2 separate regions of the Homo sapiens genome follow, and region 2 is linked to region 1. The links are chromatin contacts, found by POLR2A ChIA-PET in ENCODE. All regions are on one chromosome and are shown on one strand. The core of a region is the stretch at or near the end of the contact, and the rest is flanking DNA. Distances in the headings are between cores, read along the strand shown. Region 1 overlaps MTHFD1L (methylenetetrahydrofolate dehydrogenase (NADP+ dependent) 1 like). Region 2 overlaps MTHFD1L (methylenetetrahydrofolate dehydrogenase (NADP+ dependent) 1 like).

Region 1 (5,784 bases), core at 1,971-4,470:
CATTTGACATTTCGTCCATTTCATTTGGCATTTCTTTATTTGGTGTGAGATAAGTTTTTATTTTCAGTGCAGAGCAAACTAGTCGACTCTACACAAGATAAAGTCAAACAAGTTGCAGTGCTTTATCTTTTGTTTCTCATATTATGTTGTTATTACCCCTGCTCCTCCTTGACTTTTTGAATTTCATTTTTCATTATAAAAATCAAAATAGGAATTGAAAGTAAACTATTTTGAACTGAGCAGTTTGTTTTGTGCGTTCTACTTGAAATATTTTCGTGGAAAAGGTACAGATAATCATATGAAACATGTTTTCCTGTTAATATCCTTGATCTTACCTACATATTCACATTTCAAAAGCTCATTATTTCCCTTTTTCTGCATTTCAAAACTAATGTTGGGCCATTTTCATTTGTGTTGGTTATTTTATAAAAGACAAATTCATAGTTTTTGTGAAAAGGAGTGTTTGCCTTTTTCCCCTTCTTTTTAAAAAAAGAAGTACATTCACTAGCTGAAAAGATGATAGAAAGCAAGGGATTTCAAATATTTATTCAGTGTGACCTGAGGGAACATCATGAGACCATATAAATTCCTTTGCTGCCTTGAAATTTCATTTCAGTGACTATTGCTTATGATGTATACAAAGCTTCAGGCACAAAACCTATTTGTCAGGCAGAGACATTTCTTGTAATTGGAATTGACTCCTAGGTAACTTTGTTTTTACGTATTTAATTATTAATGTAAGTGCTTTTTTCTTTATTTCTTTTTCTGGTTATAAAAAGAATGTAGTTTCATTGTAGAAATATTCTAAAAATTCAGAAAACAGAAGTGAAAAAGTAAAACATCCCAAACCCAAGCACTCAGAGGAAACAACTGTTGACCTGCGAGGACTGTTTTGACGCTGATAGAGTCTCTCAGCCATGAGGTCACACTCACATGCTATTGTGTAAGCAACCTGATTATTCAAGCATATGTGGCATACTGAGCTCCATGTGAGTGAATATTGAGCTATGTCACCATTTTTCATGACAACATAACATTCCATCACTCACATCCCAGATTCTTTTTTTTTTTTTTTTTTTGAGACAGAGTCTTGCTCTGTTGCCAAGACTGGGGTGCAGTGGTGTGATCTCAGCTCACTGCAAACTCTGCCTCCCGGGTTCAAGCGATTCTCCTGCCTCAGCCTCCCGAGTAGCTGGGATTACAGGCATGCGCCACCATGCCCAGCTAATTTTTGTATTTTTAGTCGAGATGGGGTTTCACCATGTTGGCCAGGCTTTTCTCGAACTCCTGACCTCAAGTGATCCACCCACCTTGGCATCCCAAAGTGCTGGGATTACAGGTGTGAGCCACCGCACCTGGCCACATCCCAGATTCTTAAACATGTTGGGGAAGCAGGGGCTGGGGGAGTAGCAAAATGCCCAGGATGAGGGTGGAGATCCCATCTTACACATCTTCTGGCACCTCTAGTTCCATCAATAAGTGCTACCCTGGTAGTTCTGAGTGTTTCTAATTGTCCAAGTGCACTGATGCAGAAAAATAATTTGAACATAGAATAGGGATGTTCCACAACTTACTTGACCAATTTTCTATTGATGGGCAATCAAAGTGTTCCCAATTTTTGCCATTTTAAACTGCTAGAATTAACAACCTTGGGCATGTGGATTTGTGCATCTGTTTAATTATCTCCTTAGGAAAAATCCCCGGAAGTGAGTTCAATTATTTATAACCACAAATAAAGCAAAAATATTATCCAAAACAGGCCAAGCGCGGTGGCTCACACCTGTAATCCCAGCTCTTTGGGAGGCCGAGGCAGGTGGATCACAAGGTCAGGAGATCGAGACCATCCTGGCTAACATGGTGAAACCCCGTCTCTACTAAAAATACCAAAAAATTAGCCAGGCGTGGTGGCAGGCACCTGTAGTCCCAGCTACTCAGGAGGCTGAGGCAGGAGAATGGCGTGAACCTGGGAGGCGGAGCTTGCGGTGAGCCAAGATCACGCCACTGCACTCCAGCCTAGGTGACAGAGCAAGACTGTCTCAAAAAAAAAAAAAAAAAAAAAAAATCACCTCTTTAATGATATAGTGATTTCTTCAAATCCTTTTTCCCTCCTCCTGTCCCACTTTCCTGTCCTCCTCTTTCTCCTTCTCTTTGTGTAGCTTTTCTTTTTTTTTTTTGAGATGAAGTCACCCAGGCTGGAGTGCACTGGTGCGATTTTGGCTCGCTGCAACCTCTGCCCCCTGGGTTCAAGCAATTCTTGTGCCTCAGCTTCCCAAGTAGCTGGGATTCCAGGCATGCACCCCCACGCCTGGCTAACTGTTTTTGTATTTTTATAGAGACGGGGTTTCGCCACATTAGCCAGGCTGGCCTTGAACTCCTGGCCTCAAGTGGTCCGCCCGCCTCCTCCTTCCAAAGTGCTAGGATTACAGGTGTGAGCCATCATGCCCAGCTTCTGTAGCTTTTTTGTAAGAGGGACAGACAGCCAGGGCCTCTCTGAATCCCTCAGCAGTTGGCATTGTAAGGAATTCATCCTTTGCTCCACACCTTGGTTGCCTGTGGCTTCACCCTTCTCCCGCAGGCTTCCAGGCTCACTGCAGTTAGATTCCTGAGCCCCTTTCCAACCTAGAACCCCAAACTTAATGTCCCCATAATCGAGTGTGGGAAAGTTCCTGGCTGAGGGGAGGGGTTGGCTCCACCTGCAGGCACCCTCTGGGCCCACACCCTGCAAGGAGCTGCCTCTGGTTAGATTGGCTCCGGGGTCTCTGAGTTTAGGGCACAGTTTAGTCAGGGTTGTTTTATGGCAGTATGCTTGATGCATATTTGTCTGCAATTAATAAACAAACTCTTGGCCATTAAGACCTTGAAAAAGCATTTGATTTGTGAAATTGGTTCCTTTCTTCCAGGCTTCAGATGATCTTGGTAGGTGGGTTTGCAGGCTTTCTCACCCTGTTCAGATAGGAACACTTAAGGAAAACTTGGTAGGATGTGTTGTCTGTTTATGAAGGAAGAATCCTGCAGCAGATTTTCTTATCCAGTCCTTGTGCTTTACTCCATTTTGGGCTTGTCAATAAAATCAGAAATCCAGATATGGATGGCTCTGACCTTAGCTTGGAACACAAAACTGATACTTCTAAAACAAAGCTGTGATGATACTGTTTTCAGGTTCCTTACTTGTAAACAAAGCTGGGCCTCCAGCCTCATGCTGGAGAATGCTAGCTAGCACGACTGCCTGGGGTTACAGCCAATGCAGTCCATGGCCAGTAGAACATTTCTCCACGCTGGCTTTTTGCTAGCATTAATATGTATAATCAAGCTGAAATTGGCCTGCCATGTTGTAAATAGAAAAGAAGACTAAAGATGAATTTTCAAGAACAGATTAAACACCAAGGGATCAACAATTCTTTTTCTGAAATTCTAAGTTTCTTTACCTAACAAAGACCTTTGAAGGAACAAAAATTAAATGGCCTGTCTCTTTTTTAACTGTAGTGGAAAAAAATAACCGTGCTGGTAAGATTATGATATATGTATGCATTTGTGGCACAGCTTGAAGATTTTTAGGAAATAGCCACACTGGATTCTATAAGGGAAGAATGAACAGCCCCTTCTCCCCAACACAACAAATGATATATTTTTTAGGGCTGTAAACTGTCATCAGTATCTAATCCCTTAATAGCTGAATATTGATATCAGTTTAGATCACAGGCAACTATTTTATCGATAGCCTAAAGTGGGCCTGGCATGACGGGTTGTGCCTATAACCCAATTACTCTGGAGACTGTGGGTGGATCACTTGAGGCCAGGAGTTCAAGACCAGCCTGAGCTGCATAGCAAGACCCCATCTTTAAAAAATACAAACAAACAGCAAAAAGCAGCACTGGTTTAAAGCAACATTTGTAATCTAAAGTGAAAAGTCAATTTGAAATAAAAATCATCTTCATATTTTTACATTTGACCAGGTCAAGCGTTAGGGGGAAATGACTGTTATCAAACCATTATATGCACTGTTGCAACTTCTTTAAAAATATAAATGACCCCTCCATTAAATGGAGAATTATTTCCTTTTTCTAAAAGTCTTTTCTAATTCTGAAAATAATATTAGCTTATTGTAAAAAATTTAACATAAAGTAAAAAGGAGATAACTAGGTCTCTCATAACTCAATATTTTATTTATATATTCATCTTTTTACACATTGAGATCATGCTATAAATATCATTTTTGTCCTGCCTTTTTCTCTGAACACTGTAACATAAATCTTTTTCCATGCTTTAGAAGAATTCAAATACCCAAGTAATTTTTAAATAATACTAAATAACAATATATTTGTTATTACATATTTTAATTTATATAGAAATGTGATTTAAATATATCAGCAATGGGATTAAAATATAAAACAATGAGATTTTTTTAAATCTTCTATTATTAATAACTCAAATGCAGAACAGATTAATTCTTTTAAAAAGCCATTCTTCAAACTTTAGGATTTCTTATTCAGTCAGAATCATCTGCATTTCATCAACTACATATCGCATGGTATTTACACCTACACATCACTTTATTTGCTTTGCCTGACAAAATGAAAAGTATTGGGAATTGTTCAGGGAAATATGCCAAAAGAATCTTAGGGACTCATGAGTTTTACATATTTTCCCAGTTACACTAATGAAAAGGAATTTTGTTTGAGAACTTGACTTGGAGTGCAGCTGCAGGGCATTTGAATCTCAGTCTCCATCAGGCCTGCACCCATTTCTGTGCAGAAGTTTCTAGAATTTCCCTGAATTGGTTGGACAGAGCAGCTAAAAAAGCAGCCCAAACTGATCTGGGAATAGACTGAATTTCACATTAAAGAAAAATTTGAATCATTCACATCATTTCATCTTTTTTTTTTTTTTTTTTTTTTTCTGCAGAGGGCCAAATACCCGATTGGATTTTTTAAAAATGTTTCAACCCTTTATTTCGGTACAATGTTAAAATAATCTGACTTTTCTATGATTTGGCTTTTCTGCCTTGAGTAACTATTTAAATATCTGTGTGATTTTCTTTTATTTGTGCTACTTCTAGAACAAAACAGAGGTATTTAGAAGAAACCACTTCCCACAGGGCCTTTGAACCGTTTACCTAAGTCAAGTGTAATGAGAAACATAACCAAATGCACCATGGGGTTTATTGTTAGATAATAAAAGGCTTAAAAAGCCCCTAGACCCTAAAGATGCCTGGGATGGATGATTTATGTTCATATGCTACTTGAGCATGTAGTTTTGGAGTGCATGGTGAGGCCCATGGCTAATGGCAGTGGTGCTATTCAACAAGATTCTGGGTCTTTAGAATAGTTCAAAGTTTTACCACTTCTCTCTGGATAAGCCATCTTTTTGACCTTTGAGTAAATTATAAACTTCTTTTCAGATTGTGTCCAAATGGTCACAGGTACTTTGACAGTTTTTACTGTAACTGCCAATAAGTAATACTCATCTTTAAAAAGACATCATTCTGGCAGGGCATGGTGGCTCACGCCTGTAATGCCAGCCCTTTGGGAGGCCGAGGCGGGCGGATCATTTGAGGTCAGGAGTTCGAGACCAGCCTGGCCAACATGGTGAAACCCTGTTTCTATTAAAAATACAAAAATTAGCTGGGCATGGTGATGGGTGCCTGTAATCCCAGCTACTCAAGAGGGTGAGGCAAGAGAATTGCTTGAGCCCGGGAGGTGGAGGTTGCAATGAGCAGAGATCACACCATTGCAGTCCAGCCTGGGCAACAGAGTGAGACTCCATCTCAAAAAAAAAAAAAAAAAA
Region 2 (5,784 bases), core at 2,436-4,935, 96 kb after region 1:
TTCCTCCTGTCATGTTCACTTGGAAAGAGAGTGGGCCTCCTGAATTCACCTTCAAGAATTCTCCTGTAACTCAAGGTAACTTTGTCAAACTCCAAGATTGGTTTATTTTGCTCTGGGTTAAAACCAGGAATTAGAAGTCAAGTCTCCTAAAGCACTACTGAACTAAACCAAGACACTGACGTTTTTCCTTCTCCGTGAGAATTGGGAGCCCTTAGTGATATCATAAAACATCAGTCATTTTTGCAAAGAAGGAGGTATGACCCGGAGAAGTCAGCTTGACATTCAGTCGGAATATTGTTTGTTAAATGAGGAGTTAAGGTTGAAAATCATCTCTGTATCCTTCCTCTAGCCTTGCAAACATTTTAAGGTGTAGCCTTGACAGCAAGACAGGATAGTGTTTGTTTTTATTAAAAGGTCTTTCCTGTTCCTTGCGTGAAGCCATTCTCTTGATCCCAGTGGGGGCTGGATGAAGGAAGAGCAAAACAAACCACGAAGACAGCCTGGAGCCGCAGCCAGCTCTGCTGACTTCTGAACTTCACGCTCTCACTGCCCAGATGGCCAGGGGTGTTTCCTCCTCTGCTGGTCTTTTTTAAGGCAGGATGTTTGTTGTTATTGTTGTTGTTTTTCTGGTTGGTTCTTAAGAAATTATTTTCTACATCTTGAAAATGCCAGCTGGAACCTACACCAGTTGTTGGTGGGGTGTGAGAACTATCCTTTACATGGACTTGGAGCATTTGCAACTAGAGCCTCCACATTGAAATAAACATTTAAAAATGCATATCTATGGATATACAGTGGGGGATCTTCCATTGTGGTAAAAATATGTATAACATACAATTTCCCCTTTAATCGCTTTTACATGTATAGTCTGTGGCATTAAGTACATTCACATTGTACATACAGGGTTTAATTAATAGGATCTTAAAACTTAAAAGGGTATTGATGCACATCTCTGTTGCCTTTTACATTTCACAGTAATTAGAAGGGAAAAAACACACTCTAGGTTGAAAGGCTGTCCTTTCTTTTGGTTGTCCTTGTCCCTGGAAAAGCTGTCTTCCCCCTCAGGGCCTTTGACCTCCCCCGGCTCTCCCTCCCATCTTCAGACACGCCCAGGGCCAGCCTGAGTCAGTAGCCCTTTCTTCAGCGCTCCCTCTTCTCCTGTTGTGCATTAGAATGTTTGGAGTGTTCTGTGGAAAGCTGGTCCTTACATTTTCCAGTCAGTTATGCATCTCACTCATAAACCTGTTTCTTCCCCCATGCTCTTTAATATTCTGCTTTCTTAATTATGGTTGAGCTGCCTTTAAACAGTCTTAGATTGTTCAATGTGAGTGGCTTCAACAAGCCTCCCATAAGCCTCTTATCCCCTGGCCCCCTTTCCATGATCCAACCCCAAATCTCCAGATACCCCCTGCTTTTTTTATGTTTTTTTGTTTGTTGGTTGGTTGGTTGGTTTTTGGGTTTTTTTTTTTTTTTTGAGGCAGAGTCTCGCTCTGTCACCCAGGCTGGAGTGCATTGGCACGATCTCGGCTCACTGCAACCTCCACCTCCCGGTTTCAAGCAATTCTTCTGCCTCAGCCTCCTGAGTAGCTGGGATTACAGGTGTGGGCCACTATGCCCAGCAAATTTTTGTATTTTTAGTAAAGGCAGAGTTTCACCATGTTGGCTGGGCTGGTCTCGAACTCCTGACCTCAAGTGATCTGTCCTCCTCAGCCTCCCAAAGTGCCGGGATTACAGGCATGAGCCACTGCACCAAGCCCCGGATACCTCCTGCTTGACCAGACCTTCTGCAAACACACCTTAGATCCCTCTCAAATCTAGATGCTTCTCCAACACTGGCTTCTAGGTTCTTTATGAAACCTCTGCTGGCCGGCAGTATATAACCCACCACCCAGCCTGCCAGGCACGTCATTCAGCTGTGTTAGACAGTTTCGAGGGATCTGCACCTGTCATGAGCACTGGCCCAACCTTCTCAAAGCATCCCACTCATCCCTGTGATTCTGGCAAAGCTTGCCCCAGCTTTCTTTCCTCGATGGTTGAAATAGCACCCAATGAGAAAAAAACAGTGGCCTGTATTTATTATACTTACACATGTCACAAGAATCCCTGTAGTGTCATTGAAAGCTTTCTTCTAGCATGCAAAATGATTGTCACTATGATGTAAGTTTCTAGAAATGCCTTATTTCATCTAAAATTATGAGAGAAGGTAAAATGATGAACTATCAAAGTCACACTACATGTTGGCCGGCTGCCTTCTACCACTCACTCCATCCCTCCCCAGGCTTTCTGACTTAAATTTAGATCACATGAGACCATTGCAGTGGAGAGAGTGTCCACTTTCTCAATCTAAAAGCAAGCTCGTGAAGACCATTAAATATGATCACAGGAACAAACATTAAAGGTACCACACGTAATGGACCACTTAAGACAGAAAACTACGATCTTAGGGTTTAGGGGAAAAAAACACTCAAACAGCACAGGCTTCCAGTCTCCCCAGTCTCTGAGAGGTTGGGATTTTTTTTTTTAATAAAGTACAAGGGCTCCTTGAACATGAACACGGAACGAGCGTTGCACCTGTATTCATTCATTTCGCTCTTGTAACACATTGATGTTCCTAAGTCAGATTTGTAGAAGAGGAACGAGCAGATGCATCATGAGAACACTGTGCTTGGCCAGGCGCGGCGGCTCATGCCTGTAATCCTAGCACTTAGGGAGGCCAAGGTAGGAGGATCGCTAGAATCGAGGAGTTCAAGACTAACCTGGGTGACATGGCAGATCCTGTCTCTACTAAAAATATTTTAAAAATTAGCCAGGCATAGTGGCACATGCACTGTAGTCTCAGCTACTCAGGAGGCTGAGGTGGGAGGATTGCTTGAGCTTGGGAGGCAGAGGTTGCAGTGAGCCAAGATCACCCCACTGCATTCCAGCCTAAGCAACAGAGCCAAGCTCAAAAAAAAAAGGCCAGGCACGATGGCTCCCTCCTATAATCTCAACCCTTTGGGAGACTGAGGCGGGCAGATCACTTGAAGTCAGGAGTTGGAGACCAGCCTGGCCAACATGGCAAAACCCCATCTGTACTAAAAATACAAAAATGAGCCGGGCATCGTGGTGCGTGCCTGTAATTCCAGCTACTCTGGAGGCTAAGGCCCAAGAATCACTTGAACCTGGGAAGTGGAGGTTGCGGTGAGCCAAGAACATGCCACTACACACCATCATGCCCGGCCTGTTTTTTTTGTGTGTGTTTGTTTTGGGTTTTTTTTGAGCCTGGGCAACAGAACAAGACTCTGTCTCAAAGAAAACAAAACAGAACACTGTACATGAGTGTTCCTGGGCCCAGCAGAGTGCTCGAACCAGTCAGCACTTTGCCCTCTTTTGGGTGAGATGAGATCTTTAAAATCACTTATTCCCATATATTCCGTTTTTTGGCATTGCTACACTATTCTATTTGAGAGTAATAAAAGATTACCCATGTGGATTTCTTACTATTTCATGTGGAGAAATGCAGCTTTTCTAGCGGCGAGCCTTTCTTCCATTTCCCAGAGTCCGGTTACCCTCACCGCACCCCAGGTTTGCCGTAGAAGGATGAGATTCCCTACATGTAGGCGTCTTCAGAGTGAACCTGTTGCTCAGGGCCCGCGAGCCCACAGGGCTCCATGCCCACTGAGCAGGCTCGTGGACGTCGGCACGTAGCTCAGATGTGCTGATTTCCAGCCAAGGACATGCTTTGTGTCAACGATACAGGGGCCTGTTGTTCTCAGTAACAAGGGCAGAGCCGCTCCCGGGACTCCAGTTGGTATTGGTAATGCAAGCCCTTGCACCTAGTGTGGTGTGGTCAGTATAAATTAATATCGACAGCTTCATGTTGTACTTTAATTTGAAGTACAGGAAAGGCTGCTTGCCAAACTGTATTTGTAGATCATTTAAAATTTATGCTTCATTTAAAATGCAAAATACGAATGGAAATAATTACTGTGTATCCGGAAATGTCTATTCAACTTACAAGTTTATTAATTGATCCTTCTCTTTACATGTTTTACGGGACTTGGAATACACTTTGCTAATATCACAGCATAGGAAGATTTAACCCATATGAATTCAACTCTGTAGCCTTGGTGAAAGAAAAGAACCATGTATTTGTCATTCACTGTGGCCCCCGATGTATGCCAACGACTTCATTTGGTGCAGGGCTGAAGAAATGGCAGTGTGTTCCAATACTTCACAACAGTGGGGCCTCATTAAGAGATGCTAGGGTATTGAGAGTGGAGTGTTACATAGTGTTTTTCATAGGTCTTCTAAAAGATTTTTCAGAGTTGCTGACTTAAGAATTTGGCCTCTGAGTAAGATGAGACGCCCCTACTACGTTATAAAGCCTTCATGGATCTTTATTTCTAACAGTTCATTTTTAAACTTTTGTTCCATTTCATTTTATTTTGTCCATTTTTTGTCATCAAAAAATTATTTTAAAATGTAACAGCTCTTCTAGAATGTACAGATCAATTTTATTCCACTAAAAAACAGGACTTCAATAATTTAATTGAAGAATTCTAGTGAGCATTTCCAGAGCCTTTCCAAGAAAGCTATACTGTTTAACTTTGAGTGACTCAGCTTCTAGGACCCTGGTCCACCACACCTACAAAATGAATTTAATAAAGCATGAAGGTCACCAAATCCTCTACTATTTCTTCGTGGAGTCATTCAGCTAGTGTTTATGTTGTGCCTGCTCTGTGCGAGAGACTGTGCCACCAATATAACCACTGGTCACAGTTATTTTCTAGAGCCATACTGCCTGATATCCCATGTGGCTAAGATTGACAGTTCAGTTTCTGGATTGTTCCAGTCCCATTTCCAGTGCTTTTAATAGCCACATGAGGCCAGTGAACACACGATACATCTTCCATTGTGATAGAAAGTGGCAGTGGACAGCTTTGTTCTAGAGTATTTCCGTTTCTGAAATACATGTTTAAGAAGTTTGGAAAGGAATTAGTGTAGAGTATGAGAAGGGTTACATTTTTGGTGAATATGAAGATTTAACATAATGTTAGTTCAAAAATGACCAAAGACACAAGTGTAGACACCAGGCTTTTGAAGTAGCTAATATGTTAAGCAGCTGTGCATTATATAGACAGAATATTCACTATGTCCCACTCAGCCCTGTGTTTGACACCATTTCACCTTGGCTTCTGCCTTTCTTTCCCTTCTTTGCCTATTGAGATTTTTCCTGTCCTTTCTATCCTTTTTTTTTTTTTTTTTTTTTTTTTTTGAGGCAGAGTCTTGCTGTGTCACCAGGCTGGAGTCCAGTGGCACGATCTCAGCTCACTGCAGTCTCCACCTCCCGGGTTCAAGTGATTCTCCTGCCTCACCCTCCCAAGTAGCTTTGACTACAGGAATGCGCCACCACTCCCAGCTAATTTTTGTATTATTTAAATAGAGATGGGGTTTCACCATGTTGGCCAGGATGGTCTCGATCTCTTAACCTCATGATCCGCCCACCTTGGCCTCCCAAAGTGCTGGGATTACAGGTGTGAGCCACCGCACCAGGCCTCCTGTCCTTTCTTTAATGCACTATTCCAGCTTTTTTTTTAATATCTTGCCAGCTTTTGCTGATTTTCATGCCTCCCTCTGCAACCTGTGATCTCTTGACTTTAATAGTAATGTTTATACAGAGTCTTGACTGCACACTCTCTTCTGTCATCGTTGTTTGTTGTGTCTCATTGTCCCCAATCCATCAGAAGTTCTTGGTACACAAAGTCCCTGAAGCTGTATGAACAATGCCCTGACGTCTTGAAA

What was found. ChIA-PET counts read pairs that join two places held with the same protein, here RNA polymerase II (POLR2A).
Region 2: POLR2A ChIA-PET joins it to region 1 with 12 read pairs in T-cell. The contact joins two enhancer-like sites. POLR2A ChIA-PET finds 5 or more read pairs at or near these places in 3 of 52 experiments (A673, OCI-LY7 and T-cell).

The regions. Positions count from the first base shown.
Region 1 is chr6:150,926,396-150,932,179 of GRCh38, forward strand. All of the region lies in intron 11 of MTHFD1L (methylenetetrahydrofolate dehydrogenase (NADP+ dependent) 1 like), which reads left to right. Among named protein-coding and RNA genes, the nearest start is that of MTHFD1L, 64 kb to the left of the region's middle. Within about 2 kb of position 3,221, at least 2 of the 41 ENCODE cell types and tissues checked have a DNase peak (open chromatin) inside an H3K27ac peak, as active enhancers do.
Region 2 is chr6:151,021,591-151,027,374 of GRCh38, forward strand. All of the region lies in intron 24 of MTHFD1L (methylenetetrahydrofolate dehydrogenase (NADP+ dependent) 1 like), which reads left to right. Among named protein-coding and RNA genes, the nearest start is that of MIR12131, 78 kb to the right of the region's middle. Within about 2 kb of position 3,686, at least 6 of the 41 ENCODE cell types and tissues checked have a DNase peak (open chromatin) inside an H3K27ac peak, as active enhancers do.